Regions from separate parts of the Homo sapiens genome. Here region 2 is linked to region 1. The links are chromatin contacts, found by Hi-C in ENCODE. All regions are on one chromosome and are shown on one strand. Each heading gives the region's core, a stretch centred on a gene start or an enhancer-like site at or near the end of the contact. The rest is flanking DNA. Distances are from core to core; before and after follow the strand shown.

Evidence for each region. Hi-C counts contacts between places; a loop is a spot of excess contacts on that map. Pooled maps may share reads with other maps.
Region 2: a pooled map shows a loop between it and region 1 (8-fold over the local background). The contact joins the promoter of ACSM3 here to the promoter of POLR3E in region 1. A Hi-C loop is called at or near these places in 7 of 50 pooled maps.

What each region holds. Positions count from the first base shown.
Region 1 is chr16:22,294,849-22,299,819 of GRCh38, reverse strand. It overlaps POLR3E (RNA polymerase III subunit E), which reads right to left and starts at 2,411. Exons shown (of 21, transcript NM_018119.4): 1 at 2,283-2,411. TRL-AAG2-4 (tRNA-Leu (anticodon AAG) 2-4) reads right to left here and starts at 2,680; the gene lies at 2,599-2,680. RefSeq lists silencers at 1,191-1,330, 2,341-2,790 and enhancers at 1,541-1,680, 2,123-2,667.
Region 2 is chr16:20,761,683-20,766,653 of GRCh38, reverse strand. It overlaps ACSM3 (acyl-CoA synthetase medium chain family member 3), which reads right to left and starts at 2,640. Exons shown (of 14, transcript NM_005622.4): 1 at 2,529-2,640. RefSeq lists an enhancer at 2,374-2,503.

The DNA.
Region 1 (4,971 bases), core at 1,162-3,661:
GATTGGTTGAACCCAGGAGTTTGAGGCTGCAGTGAGCTATGATCACACCACTGCGCTCCATCCTGGGTCACAGTGTGAGACTCGATCTCTACTGGGGGGAAAACAAAGCCAGGCACGGTGGCTCACACCTGTAATCCCAGCACTTTGGGAGGCCGAGGCAGGCGGATCACCTGAGGTCAGGAGTTCCAGAAAAGCCTGGCCAATAAGGTGAAACCCCGTCTCTACTTAAAATACAAAAATTAGCCAGGCGTGGTGATGCACGCCTGTAATCCCAGCTACTCGGGAGGCTGAGGCAGAAGAATCACTTGAACCCAGAAGGCAGAGGTTGCAGTGAGCCGAGATCTTGCCACTGCACTCTAGTCTGGGCAACGGAACAAGACTCCATCTCAAAAAAAAAAAAAAAAAAAAAGTAAATCATATTATTTCCCTGCCTAAGACCTGTCAACTGCCACTGTCACATAAAATAAAACCCAAACTCCTTTCCATGAGCCACCTAAGGCCCTACATAATCTTGTCTCTGTCTTCCCCTCACCATCCAGGCTGGTAGCCACTTGCTGGGCCTCCAACAAGGCAAGCCCCAGTCCACCCCAGGTCCTTTGCACATCATCTATTCTCCCACAGGGATTTCCAAGGTTGCTCCTTTTTATTAAATATCATCACCGCCTGCAGGAGAGGATAGGTTCCCTGACCACCCTATTTTAAAAGCCTCCCCCAGCCTCCTCCCAGGCCCTACCACATCTCTGTTTTCTTTCCTTGGTGGGTCTCATCTTAATCTGGAACTACCTGGTCTATTTGCTCAGGTGTTGTTTGTCTTCTGCAATAGAACGTAAGCTCCATGAAGGCTTCTCAGTGCTTCAGTTTCCTCAACTATGAAATGCAGACAATCATACTTTACTTCATCAAAGCTGTTATGGGGAGCATTACTTTAAAAAAAAAATCCAGTGCTGGTTCTCTCAATACCTAGAACAGTGCCTGGCACGAAGTTGACACTCAATATAGTACAAAGAATACTTTATATTTAATCTTCTCATTAGCCCTATCAATAGAGATTTATCATCTTCAATTTGGAAATGACGAGACTGAGGTTCAGATATAAGCAACTCATCCAAGGTGGAATGAGGACAGAAACTTGGGTCTCGCTATGTCAAAGATCCTTATTCTTATTCTTAACCACTATACTGCACGGTTTTCTGATAAACGGCAGTATGGTTAAGTGGGTAAGAGCTTGGACCCGAGAACAAAACTGTGCAGGTTCAAATCCCACCACAGCTGCTTGGCATCTGTGACCCACCTGAGTTGTCTGGGTTTGGTATTCCTCCCTATTTTCATCCCTAAAGTAGGGAAACTAAGTACCGACCTCCAGACCCCTGCGGGGAAGGAGTAAGGACAGGACGCTAATAAACGTAACCTCTGGGAAGGTTTGTTATTACTTGACAACATGTTTTCTGCCAACGTAAGCGGGTAATGACGCTAAGCCACAAGTCAAACGCTGCAAGCAGGAGCGTCACCCGGTTTCTACTGAGCCGTCACCACAACCCTATGAGGTAGGAATTTCTATTATCTCTATTTCACAGATGAGGAAACTGTGGAGATCGCTAAGATCTCTTCTTTCCGCCTCCAAGCCCAAGGAATTCTAAAGCTAACCCAAAGGAACGACCTTGTTTGTTTACTGACACCTCCTCGGACCGAATGGTCAGGGCTGTATCCGGAACACAGAGTTGGCTCGGTAAACACTGAATGGTTGCCTGAATAAATGAATGAGGAATCCCTGGCCTCGCCGGGCAGAGGCTAATCCGGTTCAGCTGCGAAGTGGGGGCTCCGGCAGGCGCAGGTGCCCTCCCTGCCCATCGGGGCGGGCCGCCGATCCCGAGCCTCGCTGTCCAATGGGTTTCTGCTCCCTCGCGGGTGGTCAGGCCCCCCTTCTCACGCCCACCACGCAGTCCCTGCCGCGAGCCGCCACTACACCCGACGCGCGGACAGGTGTTTCTTCCGTAGGAGGCCTCCCAGGCCCGGATAGGGCAGGTCGGCTGGACCCTGAGTCACCGCCGCCAGCGTCGGCCGCGGCCTCCCCAACTCCCAGGTGTCAGGTCAAGGAAGTCAGAGTCCGGGGTCGGCCTGGAGCCGGCTGCCCCTCCTCCCCGCCCGAGTCCCGAGAGGCCTCCAGCTGCTAGGCACAGCGCGGCGCGGGCCTCCTTGGCCTACTCGGGAATCTAGCCCAGGCCCACGTCGTGAGTGCGGTCCGGCTCAAGCCCCAGCTCGGGCACTGCCAAGACGGGACTCACCTCTCCGCGGGGGCCGAGCGCGGACGGCGGCAACGGCCCAGTTACCCGCGGGCTGCAGAGACGGCGGCGGCCCGGCTCTCCTCTCAGGCGGCGGCCATGTTGCTGGTGGAGAAACTCCGGCGGACACGTGGGGGGGAGCGGGCCGGCCCCAGCGTTTCCTCTTACCCACAATGCCCCGCCCCGGTGCACGCGGCTCCGCCCCCTCCGCCGCGCCATTCATGCAGGCCGTGAGCCCCGCCCTGCAGCAGGGGGCGCTGATGGCACGCGCAAAACTGAGCCAGGAGTGTATGCAGCGGGGACAAAAAGACAGCAACCCTGGCAGCGGTGGGATTCGAACCCACGCCCCCGAAGAGACTGGAGCCTTAATCCAGCGCCTTAGACCGCTCGGCCACGCTACCCAGCTGCAATATGTTTATGCCAGAAAGCTACTTAATGCTTTTGCTTTTGCATTTAATCTGGACATTGCGAGGCGTTTTCGCTGAGGTTTTTTTTTTGCTTAACGTGTGTTCAAGGTGATCCCTATAGAATTATTTTAAAAAGCCGTGTTTTGGAAAATAAACACTTGCTCCAGTCTTTAGACCCAGGTTGGTTCCGAATAGGTATTAGAGCAAAACGCATTTTTAGAAACTTTACTCTGAGTTGGATGGTTAACCCGGAGACCCCTGGTTAACCCACAGGTAATCCATACGACCCGGATTGGGTGTCTCCGGGAGAAGAAATTGATCTGATCAGAAACATGCACCAGGGGATCTGACGGCCAAACCCTGGAGCTGGTCTGGGCAGTTGTCTCTGAAAAATTATGTTTAAATTTTTACTTACACAAATAACACGCGAATTATTGCAAAATATTTAAACTTTGCAGATAAGGTACAAATGCTCTTTGACCTTGACTCGCATCCTAGGCCCCTCCGCCGAGGTAACTAACCATTATTATCTGTTTAATATGAACTATGGTTTGAATGTGTCCCCCAAATTTCATGTGTTGGAAATTTAATCCCCAATGTGGCAGTATTGTGTGGTGGGCCCTTTAAGAGGTGATTAGATCATGAGGGTGGAGCCCTTATGAATGGATTAATCTCTTCATGGATTCATGGATTAATGGGTTAATGGATTAATGGGTTATCTTGGGAGGGGGACTGATGGCTTTATAAGAAGAGGGAGAGAGACCTTAGCTAGCAAGGGAGCAGCTCAGCACCCCCTCCATATGATGGCTTGTACTGCCTGGGAACTCTGCAGGTGTCCCCCACCAGCAAGAAGGCCCTCACCAGATGCACACTCTTGACCTTGGACTTCTCAGACTCCATAACTGTAAGAAATAACTTCCTTTTCTTTACAAATTACCCAGTTTCAGGTATTCTGTTATAAGCAACAGAAAATGGACTAAAACACTATATATCTTTCTAGATCTTTTGCTGTGAATTTATATGTTTATATCTATATGGATATATATAGATATAGCCATAGAAGATAGCTTTGTTTTTATTGTGTATGGATTTGAACACAAATATTGTCACATTATTCATATAGATCTGCAATTGGCTGTTATTTTTCACCAGACTGTATTTTAAAATACCTATCCGTGTGGATATGCAAAGATATTAAAAACAAAAATGCACAAAAATTACAAAGAAAAAAATTATCATCCATAGTGCCACCACCTGGCATTAAATTAATGACTTAGTATTGTGGCATTTTTTTCCTTTTCTTTTTTCTTTTCTTTTTTTTTTTTTTTTTTTTTTTTTTTTTTGATGTGGAGTCTCGCTCTTGCTGTCTAGGCTGGAGTGCAGTGGTGCGATCTCCGCTCACTGCAATCTCTGCCTCCTGGGTTCAAGCGTCTCTACTAAAAATACAAAAATTAGCCTGGCGTGGTGGCACATGCCTGTAATCCCAGCTACTCGGGAGGCTGAGGCGGGAGAGTTGCTTGAACCCGGGAGGCGGAGGTTGCAGCGAGCCGAGATCCCACCACTGCACTCTAGCCTGGGCGACAGTGAGAAACTCGGTCTCAAATAAATAAATAAATAAATAAATAAATAAATAAATAAATAAATAAAAAATAGATCACACTATTACAAATAGAAATTATTAGACCATTGCAAATAGAAATAAGTCCCCCTCCCATTCTCCCCTGTCTATAACTGTCATGAATTTGATGTGTATCTTTCCAATAATTTCTTACATTTTTACTATAAAATTTATGAATAATATCTAAAATGGTTATCTGTATGTTTTTCACTTATATAAATGTTAGCACATTGTACTGATATCCTAAAACTTGCTTTTCTCATTTCAACAGTATTATTATTATTATTATTTTAAGAGAGTGTTGCTCTGTCACCCAGGCTAGAGTACAGTGGTGCAATCATAGCTTACTGTAGCCTAGACCTCCCGGGCTCAAGCCATCCTCCCACCTCAGCTTCCCAAGTAGCCAAGATTACAGGCATGAGAGACTGTGCCAGGCCCAACATTATGTTTTTGAGGTCTGTTATGATGCCTATAGATCTAATTCATTCATTCCATGCCATGTACAACTTTTAAGTTGTTACTAAATTTTTGTCATTACACACAATATGGCAGGAAGTATCCTTGCACATGGCTCCTTGTCTTACGTATGGACATTTCTCTAGGGTATACACTAGAAATGAAATTGCTGGTCTATATTTATACTTTCCCTAGTATTATATAATAATAA
Region 2 (4,971 bases), core at 1,391-3,890, 1.5 Mb after region 1:
TCTGGGATGAAGCGATCCTCCTGCCTCAGCCTCCAGAGTACCTGGAATTACAGGTGTGTGCCACCACACCCAGCTAAGTGTTTTAAAAAATTTTTTAGAGATGGGGGTCTCACTATGTTGCCCAGGCTGGTCTCAAACTCCTGACCTCAAGCAATCCTCCTGTGCTAAGCACTTTGCAGTTATTTATTATTATTTCCATTTTACAGACAAGGAAATATACACAAACACGCACACGGCCTCCCAAAGCACTAGGATTACAGGTGGGAGCCACCACACTCAGCCCTGTTCTGATTTTTTTCTTTTAACAGTTGTATGACATTCTAGTGAAGAACTGCACTGTCATTTCTTAAACCGGTCCCCTATCAATGGTCACTTGAGTTTTTGTATAATTTTGCAATTTAGATAAAATGTTGAAACTATGTCTTCCAAAAGGAACGTCCTGATTCTTTCATTACTTGGATGTAAAAATGAATAGTATTTTTAAGTGGTTGTGAAGTATTAGAAACAATTTCTGATTCTATTAAATAAAAGGCAGGAATTTGGACAAATATCTTAAGGTCTTGAGCTTCATTCTTGGTAGGTTGGCATGATTCATTTATTTATTCAACAATTATTAATCACTTGCCATGAATTATTTCAGACATAGAGGATACAGGAGGGAATGCAAGAGACAAGGTCCTCCTTGCTCTCATAGAAAGACACATATAGTAAACAAGGGAATAAATAAATGTGATGTTACGCAAGAAAACAAAGAGAGTAATGGGAGAAAAGGGACCTTTTAGGAGGTCTCTCTAGGGACGTAACATTTTTGCTGAGATCTGGCAAGTGGTTGTACTGTTAAGCATTTTGCAGTTATTTATTAGTATTTTCATTTTACAGACAAGGAAGTATACACAAACAGACACACATATTTAAATTGGACAACGCATTTATTCATTACCCGTGTATTTATTGAACACTTGGTATATGCCAGACCTGTACTAAATGCTGAAAATATAGCTGTGAACAAGACACGGCTGGTCTTGCTCCCATGAAGCTTATAGACTATTAAGGAAGACATTAAATAATTATGTAAATATTAATATGATTGGAGATAAATATATCATACTTAGCTTGCTGATTCTGAATAGAATCAGAGTTTAGTATGATTTGTTCCCTAGCTCCCATACAATACTCTACACCACATTCAGAATCCTTCAAACGTATGTTGAAAAGAAAATTGATCAGTCATTTGGAGCTTAAAATGAACCTAACCATTCTGTTCTACCAAAAAGCAAATATCGACATCCTCTTCATCAAAACCATAAGATTACCTTCTCCTCAACAAAGTTCTTTTCCTCCCTTTTCATCGATCTTAGCATTTTACAACTTCTATTTCCCAGGTTTATAAAATTATTTGTAGGTAAAATTGCTGAGATAACTTTCCCAGGGTGACTCCAGATTTTTATACTGAGCCACAGAAACATTGGTAAGGAAAACTCTTCTAAGAAAGACAGTACCACCCCTGGTCAGATAGGCTTCTGAAAGTATTTAAGGTCTCATCTGAAATGCAAGCTCTTTGTCCCTACAGCCAAGGGGGCTTTAGCCTCCCCACAGCTCCCTAAACATCCCTCCCTCTAAGTATCCAAGTAATAACAGTAGTTTAACATATACAGCCTCAACGCAAGGTAAATTCACTGCTGTTGTCTCCAAACCCAACCAGACCCTGCCTGAAGCCCCTCCTATACAGAACTTTTGCAGCTGCCCTTGACCACCTAAAGGAGAAAACTGGCTGCTCTTAGGTTTGCATCTGTGTTTCCCAAAGTTTCCTGGAAGTAATTTACATACTTTCTGGATGATGCAGAAGATGGATTCCCATCTGTCACTGAGCAAGGTGGGGAGCTAAGCAGACAGTACAATGAAAATCTCAGCCACTACCTGGTCTTTTTTTTGAGATGGAGTCTTGTTCTGTCACCCAGGCTGGAGTGCAGTGATGCAATCTCAGCTTACTGCAAACTCCACCTCCCAGGTTCAAGTGACTCTACTGCCTCAGGCTCCCAAGTAGCTGGGGTTACAGGCACCTGCCACCACACCTGGCTAATTTTTTATTTTCAGTAGAGATAGGGTTTCACCATGTTGGCCAAGCTGGTCTCGAACTCCTGGCCTCAAGTGATCTGCATCTGCCCACCATAGCCTCCTAAAGTGGTGGGATTACAGGCTTGAGCCACCGCATCTGGTTCAATTAAAATTAAAAAAAAAATTTATCAACTTAATACATGTACATAGTTTTTCAAAAAATCAAATAGCACCAAAAGGCTCAACATGAAAACTCAGCTGCTACATTTATAGCCTTTTGTGTGTGCATACTCCTCATCACTTAATAGATAGTATCACACAACTGAGAAATTCTGAGAGAAACTTTGGCTGCCCAAGACTTTAATGACAGCATTTTTGATTGTTGGTTTTGTTCATCTGTTTGTTATCTTTGCTCAAAAAACAGATGTGCCAGTTCAGGAAATCTTACACAGGAGGGGAGATGAGGTACTCACTAGTTAACAGATTCCAACACAGATGGAGATTATGGCAGACTTGTTTCTTAGAAGAGCAGCCCTGAACCTTGAGTTCTCACATCTGCTTTTTCCTCGTGGCAGTCTAAAGAAGAGGGAGGAGCAGTCTGACAATCCGGAGGAGCAAGACTGGCCCAAAACACTTTCCTTGATTGGTGGAGACATTCTGGAGGAGGAGCCAAGCTCTGGGCTAAAGTTTACAGGACTCCCAGCGGTTCCTCTTACAGGTAATGATTTACAGAAACAGCAAGCTTTTGAGGGGCGGAGAAAGCAAATTATTAACAAGAAGGAAAGTGTCCAAGGAGTTGCCGAAGTGGTTAGTTCTGTAAAGGGGCAGAGAGAGCACTTCTCAGAAGGAAGAACAGATGGAGGAAGCCATAGAGGAGTTTTGAAATTGAAAGGAAAGAAGTTGAGGGGCGGTTATGGGTTGGCCTAAATCTCATCAAGCCCATTGGTGCGTTTATCTGTCGAAGTGGCAGGACTAAACATAAACGCTATCAGGTTACTCCCCTGCTCAAATCTTTCAGTGCTTCTTTTTCCACTCCAGGTAAAATCCGAGTCCTTACATGAACTGCAAGGAGTTGTATGATCTGGCACAGGGTCCTCTGATCCACAGCCCATTCTCCTTCCTCTGCCTCACTCTGCACAGCCACCGGCCTCCTTGCTTTTTCTCAAACACACTTGCCTGTTTCAGCCTCAGGCTTTCTGAATTCACAGTTTCCACTGACTGGAACTCTTTCCTCAGATATCCCCCTGGCCAAATTCCTCATTTTCTGAGGTGTCTTATTAAATAACTCTTCCCTTACCTCATTTTCTAAAGTAGCACTCTTCATTTTTTCTCTTTTACCATTTTTTAACTTTTTACATCTCTTACTATCACCCTTGAGGGTAAGAACTCTTTTTGTTTGATGGTGTATCTATTGCCTGGAATAGCTACTGGCAAATTTTAGGCATTCAATAAATAGTTGATGGATATGTGAATAAATAAAGGACTCTTTCAATTACATGTGAGAGACCCAACTTTACTTAAAGAGGAATTTGTTGGTCACTTTTGAGTTCTAGGAGTCTTTTGTTGTTGATTCCTTGGGATTTTCTGTGTAATCACATTACCTGTAAATAAGTAAACAGATCTTACTTCTTTCTTTCAGATCTATATGCGTTTTATTTCCTTTTCTTGCCTTATTGCGCAGGCTAGAGTGTCTAGCTCTACGTTGAATAAGAGTGATGAGAGCAGACATCCTTGCCTTGCTTTTGATCTTAGAGGGAAAACATTCAGTCTTTCATGGTTAGGTACAATATTAGTAGTAGGTTTTGTGTAGATGCCCTTTATCAAGTTGAGGAAATTCTCCTCTATTTCTATTTTTTTCTGAGTGTTTTTATCATGAATAGGTGTTGAATTTTGGCAAGTGTTTTTTCTGCATCAGTTACTATAAGCATGTGGTGTTTTTCTTCTTTAGCCTGTTAATAAGATAGATTACACTGATCTTCTAATATTGAACCAGCCTTGCCTCCCTGGAATAAACCTTGCTTGGTCCTGTTGTATATTTCTTTTTCTGTATTGCTGAATTCTATAGTTATGTCTCTTGACAAATTTGAGAACTTTTCAGCTATTATTTCTTGGAGTAAATTTTTAGCCCCCATGTTAGATCTTTTATGATAGTTTCACAGGTCCCTGAGGCTCTGTTCTTTTTTTTCTTTTTTTTCCCATTCTAGTTTCTTTCTTTTGTTCAGGTTGAGTAAATTCTGGCTTCCAGTTCTTTGATTTTTTTCTTCTATTATTTCTATTCTGATGTTAAGCTCATTATTAGAGACAGGGAAAAAACAGTGTTTTTTTTTCTACTCTCACATACCATTCAGCATAATGTTAGCAGTGGTGAATCCATACGGATCTACAATAACTTGATTCTTGCCTCTTCAAAGGAAAGAATTCATCCAAGAGGCATAAGGCAGAGTGAGAGACTGAGGCAAGTTTTTGAGCAGGAGTGAGAGTTTATTAGAAAGTTTTAGAGCAGGAACCAAAGGAAGAGGGGCAAGCAGGCAACTTGAGAGATCCAGGTGCCCTGTTTGACTTTTGACTTTGCGTTTTATACATTGGCATGCTTCCGAGGTTTTGTATCTCCTTTGATTTTTTCCTTGGCATGGGCTGTCTGCACGTGCAGTGGCCTGTCAGCACTTGGGAGGGGCCACATGTGCAATGTCTTTACTGAAGTTGTGCACATTCTCATTTGAGGCGTTTTTCCCTTACCAGTCAAGTGTTCCTAGAGGAAGGTTGTATACCAGTTAAAATCTGCCATTTTGCCTCTTAGTACGCATGCTTGAGCACACTTGCCCAGTTCCTGAGATCTTATTGGAAAGCTGCTGATCACCAGCTTTAGGTGTTTTCTATCTCTTAGGAGACTGCCTTTCCCTGGCACCTACTGCAACC